2 separate regions of the Homo sapiens genome follow, and region 1 is linked to region 2. Evidence: chromatin contacts called from ENCODE Hi-C or POLR2A ChIA-PET data. All regions are on one chromosome and are shown on one strand. Each heading gives the region's core, a stretch centred on a gene start or an enhancer-like site at or near the end of the contact. The rest is flanking DNA. Distances are from core to core; before and after follow the strand shown.

The links. Hi-C counts contacts between places; a loop is a spot of excess contacts on that map. ChIA-PET counts read pairs that join two places held with the same protein, here RNA polymerase II (POLR2A). Pooled maps may share reads with other maps.
Region 1: a map of CD4-positive, alpha-beta T cell shows a loop between it and region 2 (4-fold over the local background). The contact joins two enhancer-like sites. A Hi-C loop is called at or near these places in 2 of 168 maps with a recorded cell type or tissue (CD4-positive, alpha-beta T cell and naive thymus-derived CD4-positive, alpha-beta T cell) and 7 of 50 pooled maps. POLR2A ChIA-PET finds 5 or more read pairs at or near these places in 1 of 52 experiments (A673).

Annotation. Positions count from the first base shown.
Region 1 is chr13:32,260,186-32,263,732 of GRCh38, reverse strand. It overlaps FRY (FRY microtubule binding protein), which reads right to left. Exons shown (of 61, transcript NM_023037.3): 52 at 1,917-2,117; 53 at 1,258-1,419. Among named protein-coding and RNA genes, the nearest start is that of ZAR1L, 53 kb to the left of the region's middle. Within about 2 kb of position 2,017, at least 17 of the 41 ENCODE cell types and tissues checked have a DNase peak (open chromatin) inside an H3K27ac peak, as active enhancers do.
Region 2 is chr13:33,726,572-33,730,399 of GRCh38, reverse strand. No RefSeq gene overlaps it. Among named protein-coding and RNA genes, the nearest start is that of RFC3, 90 kb to the left of the region's middle. Within about 2 kb of position 1,704, at least 10 of the 41 ENCODE cell types and tissues checked have a DNase peak (open chromatin) inside an H3K27ac peak, as active enhancers do.

The sequences.
Region 1 (3,547 bases), core at 768-3,267, 1.5 Mb after region 2:
CTGGCCTTAGGTAGCACTTTCTATGAGAAATCTATATGTTTTTAGCATTCAAAATAGAAAAATGGAGAAAATGACCATATTGACATTGAGAAATATCAAATGCACATATATTTTGTGATTTTTTTCTATGAAATTTAATTTCATAATCTTAGAATTTTAACTTAGACAACTTTTCTTTCTGGGCTTTTTGTTTTTTGTTTTTTTCTTTTGGCTAAAAAAGAACTCTGCTAATTCCAAGAATCCTGATTGTAGTACCTTTGCAATGAGGCAATCTTAGAAATAATTACTATTTAAGCTTCAATATTTTTAGGTAATTGTAATTTGGTGATTGCCCTTGGTTTAAAGCACATAGATTTTCCTAGATTTCTGATCTATTTTTACTATGCTATCAGAGAATATAGAATAGCCAATATTATATTTTTCCATTAGAAATGTCAGAAGGAATATACTTTTATGAAATTTTTTCGATTTTATTTTTTCTTTTGAACTTGCACAACCATAACCAAACTCATGATAGACAGTGCTTGACTCTATCTTAATGGTAATAGATTATTTTGGTATTTCTACTATAAGGAAATACAATTCTATACTGATGGGCATAGATGTGGGCATAGCATGCAAGTGGATGGTTTTCAGGACATTTTAATAAAATAAACTTTAAATGAAATATACACTGTTAGATTTTTTCTAATTAAGAAAATTACATCCATTAGTTACTTTTCTCCTCACAGACTCTGGCAAGAAGAGTTTTGTGCGAATCTGGCATAAGACTGTGATTGACATTAAAAATTCTGATAGTATGCCAAAAGGCAAGCACTGAATCAATGTACAAATTGTATAATTGTTTCCTACAAAGGAAAAAATTCCCCAAATATGTGCATACACCCACACCTCACTTAGCATATTGTTTTATAAAATTCATGACAAAGATCAGCAGTTTCCCAGTCACAGCCATCTCAGACATACACCACTGGTTTTGCCATCCACCAGCAGTGTTCATGCAAAATGTCTCATTTTAAAAAGACCTCAAATCAAGTCTTTCAGCCAAGAAGATGGCTGCTCAAGTTTGTGGGGGTAAAACAACTTCAAAACATAGGCTCAGGTGCACAAACTTCTATTATTTTAAAAAAGAGAGAAAGAAAAAGATAAAGATAGTCTTTCTACTTGAGACCCCTTAAGAATTCTCAGAAAATTGGAAGTGTTTTTTTTTAAGGGTTTTAAGGGAAGTACAAATCATCATTGTTAAAATCTCTTCACCTTTGAACCCTCAGAAATCTGCAGATTATTCATATCAGGCAAGGAAGCATCAAAGCTGGACATTCTGGTGTTAAAGGAATGAGGTTCTGCAGGGGTCGAGTCACAGGCTGTGGTGAGCAGCTCCATGGGATTCGTCTCTTCAGAGGGGGAGAGAGTCATGATCTGTTTAAAAAGCAAAGGAAATTAAACATAGTATGAAGTTCCCATTCTTTAAAAGCTCCATTTATTCTCTAGTTGTTGGTTAATACGTCTTAATTTTTTAACTTCCACATTTCACCATTATTGGGCCTTAAACATAGCAGCTAGTAATCCAGGTATTTTCAGAAAATCACATCAAAATGTCTGTCATATCTCCACACTTTAGAGATCTGGGGAATTTTTAAAAAGATTCCAGAATCATAAAAGGTATTTGGGAAAAATCTAGGCCTTAACAGATCTGGTGGCTTTCAGGGTGAATCACATGGACCCCAGTCTTTGTTTCCATCTGCAACCTACAGAGAAGACTCTGCCAGCTAGAACCCGTATGACACCACCTGACAGTTCCGATTTTAGTTCAGCAGCTGTGGAAAGTTTCCTTAGCTGCAACTGGAAACTGTCCTCCTGCATTAGTTACAAAAAATAAGCCTCCCAATTCTTAGAGTGGGAGAGCCGCTACTTACTAGGTCTGAGTGCTCCAGGATCTGGCTGGCTGTGAGGTCCTCCTCCTCGGATGATTCATCGGAGTCCTCATGGTGCATTTTATTCAGGCTAGGAGTGCTTCCTGACAGTTGGCGCTCCTCCAGAATCTGCATATCACACTTATCCAGGCTGTCCAGAGAACGTCTGCGCACTCCCCAGTTGAAATTGTCCATACTCTCACCCTGAAATCACACCATCAGCCGGTTTTTTATGCCAAAATCCTCTTGCACTCACATGTTCACACATTCAATTAGTCATAGCTTGGGAACAAATATTGTCATTATTAACTCTTAGGCCCTCATCGACTTTGGTATCAAAACTTTTGTTTACCCAATGTGAAAAGTAGTAAAAGCACACTATTTTCATGTAAACTCATGTGAAGTCATAGGCAGAAATGATTACATACTTTTCTTTGGCATGGTGGGTAATAATTACATTTTTTAAAAAGTTGATTTTGGTAAACACTACCAATGATCTGTGTTTTCAAAAATCTGTAACAAAGAGACCATTAGTATGAAAACTTCAAAAGAGGTGTCACCCACTCCCACCACCCTGAGGTCGGCCCCTGTTTAGTACTGTTTTCAGAAGGAGAAAAAAGTAGGAGCTATGCTGCTTGTAGCACATTCCAGAATCCTTTGGGTATTTAGTGGAAGAGCATTAGGTAAACATTCCAGCCTATTTCTGCCACAGCAATTTTCACAGATACAATGCAGAGTTAAAGACTATCAGAGCAGCTGGGCAAAGTCTGATGGATCATGCACTATGCAGAGGCCAGAGCAGCAACACCTTAACTTTTGCTTTAGGCTCATCTTTAAATAATTGTCCCGGTGTAGAAAATTGTTAATTTCACTATGTTGGCCAGACTGGCCTTGATCACCTGACCTCATGATCCACCTGCCTCGGCCTCCCAAAGTGCTGGGATTACAGGCGTGAGCCACCACATCCAGCCTATTACTGTTTTTTTGTTTTTTTCTTTTGAGACAGAGTCTTGCTGTTGCCCAGGCTGGAGTGGTGCAGTGGCGCGATCTCAGCTTGCGGCAACCTCCACCTTCTGGGTTCCATGTCAGGCTAATTTTTTGTATTTTTAGTAGAGACAGGATTTTGCCATGTTGCCAGGCTGGTCTTGAACTCTTGACCTCAAGTGATCCACCCGCCTCGGCCTCCCAAAGTGCTGAGATTACAGGCGTGAGCCACTGCACCCGGCCCCAAATATTATTGTTGATTTGTATATTTTGAATTACCGAGAACTAGCTTAAGTGGCCATGTAAGTGTTAAAGAAAGCTTTTAGTTGCATTCAGACTTTCTCTACAAACCATCAGTTAATAAATAAGTGTATTTGACTAACATAACTTTTTTTTTCTAGAAATGGATTTGGGTTTTATTTTTCTTTCTGTTAGGAATAAAGGAAGAAAAATATTACTCAGCTGACTGATATGCAAATTTTAACCTAAACAAATGATCTGACAAAATCTAGTACAGAATCTTTTCATTTACTGGTAATTTGAAACACTGCCTGATGGTTCATTGGAATAAAATAAAACAACTTTTTCTGATGAGAGCTCAGTGAACAACATAATATGAGAGATGTGAGTTACTGTTAAACTTATGAGCA
Region 2 (3,828 bases), core at 455-2,954:
ATGTTGTAATGGTTCTGCATCATTTCCTTCCCCACCTTCTACCCCCCACTGCTCCCCTCTTCACCCTCAAGTATCTCACACCCTTTGTGACAGAGGAAGTTCTTATTTCTATGTTTCTAGTGAAGCACTCTGTGTGTGTTAACATGTCTCTCTCTAGAAAATAGTTGGTGACCTTGCCTCCCTGCTCCATTATCCTAGCTGGGAAAATGTACTGATGCCCAACTCATTCATGTCAGTACATTTCAGCTAGCACTGATTGTTGCCTGCACCCCATGCTAGAAATGCTGAGAAATTCCACTGAAGTGTATGATATGATTCTTTTTGTCAAGAGCAGTCTCTTTCAGAAAGACAAATACTGTTCATAACATTCTTGCTACTTCCATTCCCACTACTTCGGCAGCTCTCCACCATTTATGGAGCACTTAGATACTCTGGGCTAGGCCTCTAGCATATGTGACAGGAAAGTTTTTAGCTCGTGCAAGGTATTGTTATAATGATTCCATTTTACAAATGAGGAAAACTGAAGTTTTTGTTTTGTTTTGTTTTGTTTTTGAGACGGAGTCTCACTCTGTCACCAGGCTGGAGTGCAGTGGCACAATCTCGGCCCACTGCAACCTCTGCCTCCCTGGTTCAAGTGATTCTCCTGCCTCAGCCTCCCAAGTAGCTGGGACTACAGGCGCCTGCCACCACGCCCAGCTAATTTTTGTATGTTTAGTAGAGACGGGGTTTCACCATGTTGGCCAGGATGGTCTCAATCTCTTGACCTCATGATCCACCTGCCTCGGCCTCCCAAAGTGCTAGGATTACAGGCATGAGCCACCGCTCCCGGCTGAAAACTGAAGTTTTAAGAGGTTAGGCAAACTGCTCAGAATTGCACAGCTCATAAGTATCTAAACTGGAGTCTGAATTTTGATCCATTTGACACCGAAGCCCTTAACCTTTCCATTTCTCAATAGAACAAAAAACAAATGAAATGTCATCTCGACACTTTACAATTTAGACAATATGCCATTTATATAGATTGTTTAAAACTTTTCATTAGAAAACAAAACAAAATCAATTTATGAAAGGGTAGACTTGACTCTTATCATGGGTCCAGATAAATGGTTCACCATTAATAAAGTCAAAGTGTGCACTCACTGAGCCGACATTCAGTACTAGGAGTACTTGCATAGCCTAGCAGGATTTTGGTCAGGACATTTTTTATGGGTGATTGTCTAAGATGGGCAATGTGTTCTACCACTTATTAAACTAGAAATGCTCCCCAAGGATTAGATTATAGATTTCCAGAGTCTCTTCTCTCCTCAGCATTGACTGTTTAAAGCAAATTTTCACTTAAATGCCCTTGAAGTCAAGTTGGACAGATTCAGTCCTGCCATATTCCAATAGCTCCATGTTCCCTCGACATGAACTCTCAGCTTTACAAGTACAAACAGGTGCTCAGGGTTCAAAATGACAGAGTTCACCGCAGTTTCCCAATAGCACATTATTCGTTTTCAGTTCCTGTTTCTAGCACTGAAATGGCACAGCCTTTAGCATGATTTAAACTGCCTGCTTAGAACCTAGCTGAATAATATTTGACTTTCAGCACTGCTGAAAGGATACTTAAAGCACAGACCTGGCATCTGTGTCATCTTCTGCAAATCAAGGTTGATTAATAACAAAATCACCTCGCCCTGGCATCCTGCCTTTCATCTGAGCAAGACTGAAGCTATTCCTGGAAAAAATCCAGCTTTCTTTTGCTACAGTCCTGAGACATGCCAACTGACACAGCAGGGGCAGGAAGGAAGGTCAAAGTTAGCATTTGAGTTTGGGCTGTGGGGAGGGAGGAGACAAGATGGCAACTGGTCCTTAAGAAACCCAGTGTGAAGGTTCTGTACGGTCAGGGCCCAGGGCTGACATCATGGGTGGGGCCACCATCATGCTTTCTCTGTCCAGCCAAGCTGGCACCCTTTTTATGGGCGAGCCTTCCTTCTGGAAATTGTTGATGTCATTAGTGGGTGTGGTTTCAGGCACTTTTCCCGCCTTTCTCCTGAAAACAAGTAGGTTATTCTTCTACATGAGAGAGTTCAATCTGTGCTCCATGGAAACTTGCCATGGCTCTAAGGACTTTTGAAAATGTGGAGTTTAGACTACGGGAATTTTTGTAGAGGAATTTTTTTCCTTCACAATTTACATTAAGAGGAAAAATATTCTGTCACTACTTTCTCCTAATTTTCACCTCACTGTGTCTTACAGCATTGCTGCCTACCTAAGAACACTGCAAGAATGTGCTAGAAAGTAGTAAAACCCATGCAAAGAAGATGCTTTGTGTTGTACTTGACATATATTGGACTCACTTGTATTGCAGTGCTTTCAACTAAATGTTTTCCTTCATGGCTCTTATCATATTTGTATCCATCTGGCCATTTGTGTAGTTTTTAATATTTTTCTGCCCCACCAATCTGTAAGTCCTGTGCCAGCAGGGCCCGTACCTATCAAGGTCACACTGTACAGTTCTAACAGTGATTGTGGTTTGTGGCATGTGATTATGTATGTGCATTTCATATGGGTATATGAAAACTCTATCCTTCAACCCCCAACCCCTCCACAGGCTCAGAACTTTACAACTTGGTTAAGAGTATGAAAAAATATTTAAATCTGGAAAGTTCAATCTTTCAAAAACATTGAAAACTTTTTTAAAAATTGCCTTTAGATACCGAAATTTAAAAAGTTTAAACCCACCTTTTGACCAAGAAAGAGGAGGTTGGCTTTTCTTGAGCAGACTTACTGATGATCTTGATATAACTAGAAGCGATCTGAGCATTCCAAAGGATGTTATAGATAAATTTACTATGAGGCAATAGAGAATTTAAGGCTGGCTACCATCTCCTTGATTTGCATGGTTTTACTTTCAGAACTCCAGCCAGTTGTTGAGTCAGATATCTGTATTATAGTTATAGTTAAATCACCACTTCATCCAAGAGTGGGTGGCATGTTCCTCCTCAAAATAGAAGAAGCAAACATCAAACTCTATCAAAATGCACAAGTGAACTACTTTACTTAAATATAGTTCGGATGGTTTACAGAATTAGAGATTTCAGGCAATGGAAAATCATACTATAAAACTTAGTAAGACAGAGGATAACATTGTTTCTGTTAGAAGTCTGCTATGTTCTAAAAACTTGCAAATGGCAAACTTACTGCTGTGTCCTCATGGAACCTTTTATATGTATATTCTCATTTACTCCTCAGGTCAACTGTTTAAGATGGGGACTATTAATCATATATTTTCAAGGGAAGAGCCAGGTCTCAGAGAAGTGAAATAACTTAGACTATGGAGCTAGTGTGAAAAGCTCTAATGGAAACACATAATGGCTTAACAGGGGTGATTATATTGACTTTAATTCCTTTCTGTCATTTTGTCTTCTTGTTTATCACATATATAACACTTCAGCGTATAAATAAGAAAAAAAAACCTAGTTCTGAAAATTGCCTCTAAAAGCATAATGTTGAAGATTTGGGAAAATAAAACATAGTAGTTAACGTAAAATAGGCACTTGGAAGCAAGAGGTTGCAATTCTAACTCTAAAACGTTTTTCCTATGTGACACTGTCAGAACCAAGTTAGGACAGGGCTGTGTTATTACATCCATTTTGTGGTTATCCAACTTCGGTGATTTTTTTTTTTTTTTTTGACAGAGTCTCGCTCTGTCACCCAGGCTGGAACGCAGTGGTGCAATCTCAGCTCACTGCAACCTCCACCTCCCAGGTTCAAGTTATGTTACCATCTATTAGGGACTAAATTGTGTCCCCTCTAAAATTCCATGTGTTGAAGCACTAACCCTAG